Regions from separate parts of the Mus musculus genome. Here region 1 is linked to region 2. A link is a contact called in ENCODE Hi-C or POLR2A ChIA-PET data. All regions are on one chromosome and are shown on one strand. Each heading gives the region's core, a stretch centred on a gene start or an enhancer-like site at or near the end of the contact. The rest is flanking DNA. Distances are from core to core; before and after follow the strand shown.

Evidence for each region. Hi-C counts contacts between places; a loop is a spot of excess contacts on that map. ChIA-PET counts read pairs that join two places held with the same protein, here RNA polymerase II (POLR2A).
Region 1: POLR2A ChIA-PET joins it to region 2 with 22 read pairs in embryonic stem cell. The contact joins the promoter of Siah1b here to the promoter of Car5b in region 2. A Hi-C loop is called at or near these places in 1 of 37 maps with a recorded cell type or tissue (gastrocnemius). POLR2A ChIA-PET finds 5 or more read pairs at or near these places in 3 of 5 experiments (Patski and embryonic stem cell).

What each region holds. Positions count from the first base shown.
Region 1 is chrX:164,074,221-164,079,890 of GRCm38, reverse strand. Siah1b (siah E3 ubiquitin protein ligase 1B) reads left to right here and starts at 3,398. Exons shown (of 4, transcript NM_001308385.1): 1 at 3,398-3,704; 2 at 4,222-4,313.
Region 2 is chrX:164,024,075-164,029,845 of GRCm38, reverse strand. Car5b (carbonic anhydrase 5b, mitochondrial) reads left to right here and starts at 1,836. Exons shown (of 8, transcript NM_181315.4): 1 at 1,836-1,911.

The DNA.
Region 1 (5,670 bases), core at 2,149-4,648, 48 kb before region 2:
ATGAGCTGTGTCTCACCTTGGGCATGGAGATGTTATCATGAATTTCATCTATTAAAAGCAAGACTTAACTGCCCGTCTGTCCTGCAGGTGCATCTGTTTCCACTGTTGCTCAGGTGTGCTATGCAAGGATTATAGAAGGACATTGTTTTGGATTTAGAATCTACATGAAGCCCAAAGAGCCATGCCCTAGCAAAATGGAATCACTCTTTCAAAATGGCATTGACTAACCTGGAACTTTAAGGAAGCAGATGCAGCTGATCAGACCAGCTTTTCCTAAAAGTACTCTAAAGGCGCCAGAGGACCCAGGAGCTCAGTTGAAGTGGAAAGTTTAGGCAGTTCCTAAATTTCACTTATTGTCAATGTAGCAATGGTTTACATGAAAGGGGTCAGTGGATTGACACTTTCTTCCCACTTACCTCACATCATCCTCATGGGTTACAGTCTAGAGGTCTTGAATGGGTTTGTTTTCTCAGCCAGTTAAGAAGTGAAAAGGCAGGGAAAATCTCCAGGGCATCAGGTAACATTGGGAGAAATCTCAGACACAGCAGACAGTAGCAGACAAAATCAGCAGTAAAGAAAAGACTTTTAGTTGGGGTGAGGAAACACATACACACACACACACACACACACACACACACACACATACAGAGCACAAAGGACACAGAGAAAAAGACCCTCTACAAAGTAGAGGGGGAGAGCCAAGAAGGTAAAGTCCAGCCCTCAATGAGGGCTGGGCATTTTAAAGGTCTTTTGAGATGGGTCTTGCCCCCAGTTTAAGGTTGATCAGTTTGAACAAAGGGAAGGGAGGCTGAGAGCTCCACATGTCTGGGGGAAACAGGTTCCGTTTTGGCCTTGGACTTGTTGGACAGGAAGGGGGTCCCTACTAGTAAGAGAAAAAACGCCCAACAGGCTTTTTTTTTTTTTCAGACAGGGTCTATCTGTGTAGTCTTGGCTGTTCTGGAGCTCACTTTGTAGACCAGGTTGGCCTCGAACTGAGAGATCCACCTTGGGCCTTTGTTTTAAACTGCCTGTCATTAGTCTCTGGTCAGGAGGATGAGGAAGAAGCCAGCCATCTTGGAAACTCACCATCTATTGCCTAGTCATAGCCCCAAACTCTTACCTGTTTGCCTGTCAGGGAGTCTGATTAGCTCTTTGTCCCCAGCAAGGAATCACAAGTTTCCCTCAGGACAAGTGTTTGGAAGTATGCTTTATGAAACCCATATCTTGATCGGCTTTTATGAATACTCTAAAACCTTAAAATAAGTTTCATTTCTTCTGTTCTGTAGCCCTTTTAGAAACGTAGAGCCGCATCTACTTCCCACCTTCAAGTACTGTTTTGAATCTGATGATTTGCAATTGGATGCCTATTTATTCGCCTCATTTATCCCCATGTCCAAATCTTTAAAATACTTCTCTTGTAGAATGTTGTGTACATTTTAGTAGGCTGCTTCGAGTCATTTCTGAAAGATGAAGGATAAATAATGCTATCAAATTCAAAACAGTCATGTTTATAGGGTGAGGCAGAAACTAACAAACCAACAAACAAAAAACATGGATGGCATTTTGAGAAATAAATGAGGGGTCTCAGGGCCAGGGTGAACTTAATAAAAATGCTTTGTTAAAACCTATTCTTTAAAACTGGAGGTGAGGGGCTGGTGAGATGGCTCAGGGGGTAAGAGCACATGACTGCTCTTCCAAAGGTCCGAAGTTCAAATCCCAGCAACCACATGGTGGCTCACAACCACCCGTAACATAAATCTTAAAAAAAATATTTAGAGTTATAAAAAAAAAACTGGAGGTGGGGGCAGACACCTGTAGTTCTAGCACTTGGACTGCAGAGGCAGGTGAATAGCTGAATTTGAAGCCTGGCTACACAGAGAAACCCTGTCTCAAAACACACACACACACACACACACACACCAAAAACCTGTTCTTTACTCTGTGCTCGTCTAAGGTCAGGATTGTTACCCTGTGCATACACACACTGTCTTCAAGCCACACAAGGGTGGAAAGTGGAGGAGAGGGAAACTCATATTTTAAAGTGATCACAAAATCGTGACTGCTGACACATGGAACTAATCTTTGTGTGATGGAGGGGAAACTTGTAACCCTCCACACAAATGAAAAGGCGATATTGTCAGTGAATATTTGTTGAGAATTTGATTGTGTGAGGGCTGTAGTAACTACTATGGAAATGGCCAGTGGTTTCATGCTCCCAGCTACTCCTGCCGATTGGATCAACACACCAGCTCTTACCAAGCACTGGTTCCACCTATCCAGTCTCTTATCACATCTTTTTTTATTTATTTATCTTGTCCTTGAAGCAAAGAACTTCAAGATTCTTTCAGGCTTCTTGTACTTTCAGAATATAGTCACAGATTTTGAATGTAGGAACAAAGAGCGAATGGAACGGTTTTTTTCCTCCCTGTGTGCCCATTCAGAGTTTTTTGGGTTAGCATTGTCTCTGTGGGAGCCAAATTATAAGAGTAATGTCGGAGTATGGGGTAGGGGTGGAGGGCTTCAAAGCAGAGATGAAAGTGTGGTGCAGTCTAGAGAGCTTCATAGTATGAGGGAGAGCTGGTGCCTAGAAAAAGTCATAAGAACTAGAAGGGCAGTGTGCTTCCTCCACGTACCTGTCTAAAATTTAAAGCCTGCTGAGTGAGAGGCTGGAAGAAACACTGGGTTGGCTCCCCAGGTCTCATTAAAAGGGCACGAAAAAGCCGGGCATGGTGGCGCACACCTTTAATCCCAGCACTTGGGAGGCAGAGGCAGGCAGATTTCTGAGTTCGAGGCCCAGCCTGGTCTACAAAGTGAGTTCCAGGATAGCCAGGGCTACACAGAGAGACCCTGTCTCGAAAAACCAAAAAAAAAAAAAAAAAAAAAAAAAAGGCACGAAAAGGAATTGCGAGGTTTCAGTTCCACCACTGAACCCCACCACTGGGCAAGCAGTTTTGTTTCCCATCGGTTTCTGCTCATAAATTACCACTGGCAGAAACACGAAAAAATAAAAGTGTCATTACTTTACTTTTTATTTATTTATTTATTTAGCATCTAGAATTTGGACTGTTTTCAAGAGGGACTTTGGGGTATCCTTTTTCAAGAGAGACACTCGATCTGGCGAGAGAGGGGCGGCCAAGGTGAAGGCCACGGTAGGTGATTAGGGAACCTCTGAGGTGTCTTAGACTTAAAGCAGTAAAATATGCTTGCAGGGGAAAAGAGGTCTCTTTGAGAGGCGGGCTCATAGCTTGCTCTCAAGCCAAGCTCTGATAGGCCAATAAGAAAGTCTAACGAAAGAGGGGACGTGACGTGACGTGACCCAGCCAGGCTTCGGCACCATGGTAACGGCATCACCCATAAGAAGGAGCTAGTGGTACAGCCCGGAGGAAAAGGCGTGGTCTAAGCGACGGATGGAGGCGGGCTGGTGACATGGGCGGAGCGCGAAAATCGGCCTGTGGTCTTAGGCGCAAGGGTGATCGCATGCCGCTGTTCGAGATCAAAGGCCTGGGCAAGTCACTTGTGGCTGTTCTCAGGGTCTCCTCAGCGGTCTCCCTGTAGAGCTGCGGTCGAAAGCCGGAGCCGGAGCCGGAGCGAGCCAGAGCCGGATTGAGCCGGAACCGGAGCTACCGGAGGGCGGGACTTCCGGTTTCTGGGCCCAAGACAGAGGGCGGGTCAGGAGTCAAGGTCTCGCGAGGCTGCGGCGTGAGGTAAGGGGGCGTAAGCAAGCTCCTCATAGGCTGGCAGCCTCGTGCCGGGAGCCCGCGCGGAGGTTGAATTCGGTAAGGATGGGCGACTGTGTGTGACCGCGGCCGCGGGGTCGCAGGGCCTGTCTGTGGGGACAAGGACTACCCCTTTGGCCTTTACACGCACTGTCTTGAGGTACCTTGGTCCGGGGAGACCCGAAAGATGTAGGTCCGAGAGTATAACGGAGGGGCTACTCGAGCTTCCCCCAGGAACCGGCTTCCCAGGGCGCTCTCGTCAGTACAGGGTCACTAACTAACCCCTGGGGATTGGATCCGGTTTGGAGATGGGGCGACTGCATTTCTAGACACCGAGGCTGAAGACGCTGGAACTCATCCGGATTGGGGGGGGGGGGGACGGATAACGCCACCCTCCAGGGTGGGCATTGGTAGCACAGTAGTGTCGGGAACACAAGTCTGACCCGTCTCCACTTCTCAAGTTCTTAACATCTTTTTTTTTTTTTTCTTTTGTGCCCTACTCCAGATCGAGAGACCAGGAACTTCAAAATAGTGCCTGGGATCCGGATGACAGCAGGCATTAAGGGCTGGCTACTGGACTGAAGCTGCTGGAAACTTGTAAGTATAACTCCACCTCGTTTGTCTTTTCCTGAAAAAGCTTGAGAAATAATTTGAATGTGTACACCTTAGTTTGAATAATCTCTTCTGAAAACCACGGTTGCTTTTTCTCCTGCTTTCTGGACTGTAAGTCTGCCAATCTCCCCTTTGCTATCCAAAAGTTTGGTTGGCATGTGTGTGCCCGAAGAACTGTGAGCATGACTAGTATGCACAACAAAGCTTTTCTTTTTGAAACTTTAAGCATGCTGAAGTTATGCAGAAACGGAGAGAGAGTTGCAACCAGTGTCAACTATCTCAGAGTCTAGTGTGGCCTGTTTGAGGTCGTCTTTTTTTGATAAGGCAGGTCTCTATACTTCTGTTTATTTCTGTGGATCTCAACCTGTCCAGAGGTTAGATTTTTAACATTTTCAAGCAGTTCAGGGTTAATTCTAGCTGGATGGTGTGTAAGTGTGTGCCTTGCTGTGAACATGGAAAATGGAGTGAATTAGAAGATGGTTTTTCTCACATCCCTCTCTAGTCCTTTCCTGTAAGTTATGTCTGTTGAGGTCTCCTGCCGTAACATAGCTGTAGACATTTTGTTCCATGCCTGCCAGCTATTTCATATTGTTGCAGTAATATGGGTACCAGTCATTAACACAGAAAAATAACTTGACTCAAAGCAGGGTCATGCTGACCACATACCTTGTTATGTTCCGAGGTTATGACGTTTGTTAATCTTAAGAAATTCCACAACTATAAGCTTCACCAGTAGGACCTATCAAATTAAAGAACTGTTATGTGACTTCCAACATTGGCATATGAGCTCATTGTGGTTTTAGTTGTTTTAGCCTTTATAAGCTGGCCCTGAGAAATGTTTGGGGTCATAGTTCCCAAAGTCTGAGCTGTGTCAGTCAGTCCTACGGTGTGTTGTTTAATAAACCATCCCTGTTTGACTGAGGTTGGTGTTCATGTGGTTTGTGGGGTGACTCCTGAATCCCAACAATATCCAGGTCCTGATAATGCCAGGCAGAAGGGAGTAATTATAATAGGAGATAATAATTTTAGTTTTAACTATGGGTATGTGTGTAGGCTTCTGCATGAGTCCACTAAAGTAGAAAGAGGCTGCTGGGTCACCTGGAGCTCGAGTCACAGGCAGGTAGGAGCAGCCTGCCATGGCACTGAGACTGGAACTCACTCAGGTCCTCTGGAAGAGCCTTTGACCATGGAGCCACCTCAGCTCCAGGACTTAATTATTCTCCATTGTGTGCATCTTCCTGAGCCCTGTAGCTATTAAAGGGCATTTCTGACCTCTCAATAGCACCTTCCCCCAAATGATCACACTAAAATGGGTCTCAAGACATGTCCAGACCTCCCCTGA
Region 2 (5,771 bases), core at 587-3,086:
GATGTTTTTTGTTTTGTTTTGTTTTGTTTTAAGATAAACTAGTTTGTCTCTTGTTCGAGATACCTGAAAGCTTTTTTAAAGAAATGTATTTTCAGTGGCTGGAGAGATGGCTCAGAGGTTAAGGTCACTCTCTGGTCTTGCAGAAAACCAGGGTTTGGTTCCAGCACCCACATGGCAGCTCATAACCATCCATACTTCCAGTTCTAGGGGCTCCAACACTGTCTTCTGACCTCCATGGGTACCAGGCATACATATGGGGTGTGTGTGTGTGTGTGTGTATTTACATATATATATATATATATACATATATATATATATATTTACAAAACACTCAAGCACACAAAAAATTTTTTAATCTGAAAAAAAATATTTTAAGGAAAGAAGTGCATGTTCATGGCATCGAGGAGGAGAAGGAACTGTGACTATTAAATGCTCTTCACCTACCAACTCCTTGCTACATCTTCCCTTTTGACTTTTTTGGGGGGGAGGGGTTGTCACATCCCAACCTGAGTTGGGGCAACATCCAACCATCAGCACCTTGAGGTTTGTCTTGTTTGCCAGAGGAGTATCTACACCGTAAATGTGATTTGAATGAATGAGTCAGGGACTTAAGTACAAGGGCAGCAAGCTGGTTGTAACTTCTCCACATTTTTTGGGGTGGGGAGACTTGAAGGAGGAAGGATAACTGAATATATACTCTCAGAGCACTGAGTCACAACCAGAGTTTCAGTTAGTTTAGTGTCAAAACAATCAGTCTCAATATAGCAAGATGGTGCTGGTCACCTAAGAAAAATCATCTGTAAGAGACTACAGGAAAGACTGGAGACTGTTTGATGCCTCTGCCTCTGCCTCTGCCTCTGCCTCTGCCTCTGCCTCTGCCTCTGCCTCTGCCTCTGCCTCTGCCTCTGCCTCTGCCTCTGCCTCTGCCTCTGCCTCTGCCTCTGCCTCTGCCTCTGCCTCTGCCTCTGCCTCTGCCTCTGCCTCTGCCTCTGCCTCTGCCTCTGCCTTGCATTTAAAGTCAGATAAGGCCGGCGGGCTAGAACACAATGTCACAGTCCTGCTTTTCTTTTAATTACCTTTTTGTATTTTATTTTTATTTTTTTATGTTGATTGGTGTTTTGTCTGCATGTATGTCTATATGAGGGTGTCAGAAGGCCTTGAATTGGAGCTAGTTAGACAGGTATGAGCTGCCATGTGGTTGCTGGGAGTTAAATCCAGGTCCTCTGGAAGAATAGTCAGTGTTCTTATCCACTGAGCCATCTCTCCAGCCCCAGTCCAGTTTTAGAAGGATTTACAAACTGGCTGGAAGGACCATGAACCCACAGTTCAAGTTCAAAGGATGTTTAGAAACTTGGGTAAATTGAGCTGAATGGTAATGGGAAAAAATGTATCCAGCATTTCTTTCGCTGGGGGTCACCTGGCCCTAGCTTGTCAAAATCATGATATTCTGAGATGGATGAAACTTAAGGAAAGACACTTTTTAGACCAGGCTTTTAGGCCAGCAGTCAGATTTTATCCAAGAATTGTTACTTTTATCCCAGAAACGTTGCCTGTGGCAAGCAGAGAAGGGAGCAGGGTTGACCGGGTTAGGAGGTTCTCCTCCTCCCCCCCCCCCCCATCCCGTTCTGAAGGAACTCAGAGGCGTGGCTCGGGCTGAGGGGCGTGGCTTAAGTTAGAAGTGGTCTGTTAGGCCAGAGAGCAGAGGCACGCCAGGTCTAAATGGGGCGGGATTAGGGCGGTCCCAATGGCTCTAGCAGTGCTTGAAGAGCTGGGGGCGTGGCTTCTGGGAGGCGTGGCACGGGCGCCAAGGGGCGAGGCCTTGATGGACAGTAGCCAGTAGCTGGTCCTGGGAAGCTAACTTGCCAGTGGCACTTGTTAAGTGCTGTTGGAGAAACGGAGAAAAACGTCCAGGTAAGGATGGGCAGCCGAGCGGAGTGGGAACCTCAGGGAGGTTGGAAAGATCCAGAGAGGACCGCAACTCTTCTCCGAACCCTCCACCCCACAGATCCGGCAGTGACAGCTGTTGGTTCTGCCAGTCTTGCCTCAGTTCCAGCGGGCCTGACTAGGCTTGGTCCTCTCTGCCCTAGCCCCCTTTCTCTACTATTCAGAGTCCCCAGAATCCTTCACATTTTTTTTCACTTGAGAGAATTGGGGGGTGGGGGTGGGGGCGCATGGGAGGAGCAGTCCCTTGTGAGGGCATGTTGCCTGAGTTGGTTGAATCTAAGTTAAAAAAAAAGTTCAGCCTGTTTAAAAAAAAACAAAATAAAACAAAAAAACAGCTGGAGACATGGGTAAAAGCTACCAGTTCTGAGACTGCGTAGAAACTGAGGCACAGTTAAGACTCTCCCTCTGGTGTTTCTTCTTCATCCCCACCCCCACTTAGCCTGGAGCTGGGGACAGGCTCACAGCCATCCCCAGGCTGTGGAGCACTGTCACAGCACTGTTTGCAGAAATCAGAAACGTTTTCACTTTGGCCTTAACTTTTTTTGTGCCCCGCCCTAGACCTAGAGGAGAGGTACCTCCAAAATATAGAATGGTTGGTGGCTGTTCTAGTTTGCGTGCGACATTCTTTGTTAAGTATTTCTGACCCCGGGGCTGGTTGGCAACCTTTTGATATTAATTTCAGTGCCCTCCCTTTTTATGTTTGAGAAACATTGGGCACTAATGGGCACACCTTGGTTCCGGACAACTTGTGCCTTCTCAGCCATTGAAAAACCACTTTGCCTTCCACTTCCTGGTCTCCTTTGTTGGTAATCTGGTATCTTTACATGCTGCTGTTTAAAGACCTAGCTAGATTAGGAACAGAACAGAAGTAAGCTCCATTTTTTTTTCTTGTGAGAGAAACTGCCATGGATCCCTGAGCAGTCCCCGCACATTGCCCTGAGTAGCTGATGTTCACAGGTATGTTGGATGCAGAAAACCTTTCTTATTCTTAGGAGTTTCATCCTTAATTCACAACCTTTAAAATTAGGCTGGAAGGCCTTGAAAGGCCAAGGAGTAAGGGTACCACTCTCAGATGGGAGTCATGCTCCCAGGGAAGAAGTGGGTGAGAGGAGGAAGCTGAGCTTTCTCCATCAAGATTTGGCAAGATAATCTCTAATTCAGATTTGAGGAGTTGCAAAAGGCCTGCTTCCTTTTGAAATCAGGAGTCAATCTGATGAGAAACACACAGTTTCTTTCCATGTGATTGTAACCTTTATTCAGAGTACATTTTCTTTCTGCTGTCTGTTTTGCACAGAGAAAGTTTAATCAGGCAGAGTTCACACAACCTATCACAGTAAATTCCCAATTCATCAATGATTCTTTAGTAGCTTTTCACACTTCTTTCTCCTTGCACACATTTCTAAGTTAGCAAAGCATCAGACCTGTCAATAAAATCCAAGGGGCTACGTGAAGAATCAGCGCTGGCAAAGGGAACATATGTGTGGAAAGCTTAGCTTCCCCGTGGCACATTGATACAGCTCTCTGAGCAAATGGGAGCATGGGTGCATTTTTCGGGAAACACAGTAATAAGTGGTGGTAGATCACTAAGATGTGGTATGTTTGATAGTTCAACTTTATTTACTGTTTAACAGATTGGACAGTATGAGTTCAGTAAGTAAGTTATAAATAACCAACTCTCAAGAAATTTACTTTCAGTTTAACAGAAGGGATTGACCCTAGACTTGAACATTAAAACAAATTCAAGTATTGTTATAGGTAGTGTAGCCTAGTGGTAATTAAGATGAGTTTCTACTTATTTCGATTTTCTTCGAACTCTGTTCACACCCGACCAACGGTTTTCAGTTCTTTCTGGACTCATCATTCCCTTGTGGGCAGGTGCACCCTTAATTGTCCCTTTCTGCCAGCCTGCCTTGGTACACCTGTACCTCTTGGAGTTTTGTGTGTGTGTCTAGCTTTGTAATGGCTCCTGGGCACCAGAACCAGGTTGCCAACTACCCTGGAGCTTTCCTCTTGGCTCTCCCCTTGATGTCTCCAATTGAGTGCAATAGATGGTAAGACCGCCATGTTTCCTTGTTTCTCATGCCAGGTTCTGTTTCTCTGTTCAAGGATTAATTCTTATTCTGCCAACTGGACACTCTTGATGCCTCCTTCTATTTGTTCATCGAGGGTAGGCCCTACTGCCTTCCTTCTAATGTCAAAATAGCAGTCTACCACTGAGCTACACTCCTAGCACCCTTGACCAGTGTGTGACTATTGTTTGTTTGATTTTTTTTTTTGGTTTGTTTTAACTCTGATTGGCCTGTCATTTGCTATGCAGCCCAGACTGACCACAAACTCACCATGATCCTCCTGCCTCAGCTTCCCAAGTTCTGGGATTATAGATGTGTAACATACCCAGCTCCAAGGCAACTTTTGTTTTTTGTTTTTTGTTTTGTTTTGTTTTGTTTTTCGAGACAGGGTTTCTGTGTGTAGCCCTGACTGTCCTGGAGCTCACACTGTATACCAGACTGGCCTCGAACTCAGAAATCCGCCTGCCTCTGCCTCCCGAGTGCTGGGATTAAAGGTGTGCGCCACCACGCCCAGCAAGCAACTTTTACTAGGTAACAGTAAGTGACTCCCTCCCCCCACCCCGTGTATATATATATCAGATTTGCTCTTCTTTAGGACAAAAAAAATCCCCATTTTTGCCCCCATTTCCCTGAGAGTACTGTTCTCAACTTGGAACAACTTTTTCCACCATCTGGCAATGTATAGAGATATTTTTGTTTTTCTAACTCTGGTGTAGGTGCTAGTAGTTTCTACTGAAGCCTAGATAGTATAGATACAGATAAACACTCCACAATTCACAGGACGGCCCCTAGAAACCAGAAGTCTTCTGGTTAACAATGCCATGTTTGGGAAGCTTTGGTTTAGAGAAAGAGCCATTATTATGGTCTAGAAGTAGGTGACACCCGTTGCCTCTGCATCTCATTGGCTCATTGCTTGTTTGTCTTTTCTAGTCACTTTGCTTTGGCTCTGTTAGCCCCCTTCAATATGGCAGGGTTGTTCCTACTTTTGGATCTTCCCACAAACACTTTGTTTACTTAGAATCCCTTTCTTTAGATAGCTATTTAACAAATAAGGGTAGAGACCCCTTTCAGTCCTTATCTCAAATGTCACCTTGTCAATTAGGCCAAATATAACACTCCCAGTCCAGTGGCACTCCAGATTCACTATGTCCTGATCCATATAGTTCATTGAATGTACTTGAATAGAAGCTATAACTGACGACTACACACGACTTGTTTACTAGCTGTTTCTCCCTAAAACCTAAGCTTCACAGGGGTAGGATCTTTGCTTTCTTCCCCTGAGCCTAGAAGAGTGTCTGGCATTTAAAAGATATTCAGTTACTCTATTGAAGAAACTAAAAATGAACGAAGGATGACTGAAGTACTCACCTCCTCCTTGACTCGTCTGGCTCTCCTCTTCCTACTTCTACCCATCCTGTGCTCTGCTGCCAGTGCCATCAGAAATCATCCATTACGTGAAAGAACATCCAAAAGGCTTCTAGCCACCTCCCAAATCAATCTCAGATCCTCATCCAGCACTGCCTTCCACTGCAAGCCCGGCTATCTGTTAGGCCTGGGCCATTGCAGGTATTAATAGAAGGCTTGGGGTGATGAGAAGGAGGTTCAGGTAGTTTTTGACCTAGTTTCAAGAAAGAGATTTTGAATTAAATGTATTTAGTAATATATAAATAAGTATATCTATGGTCTTATGTAATACACACACACACACACACACACACACACACACACACACACACACACACATGCATGCAACCCAGG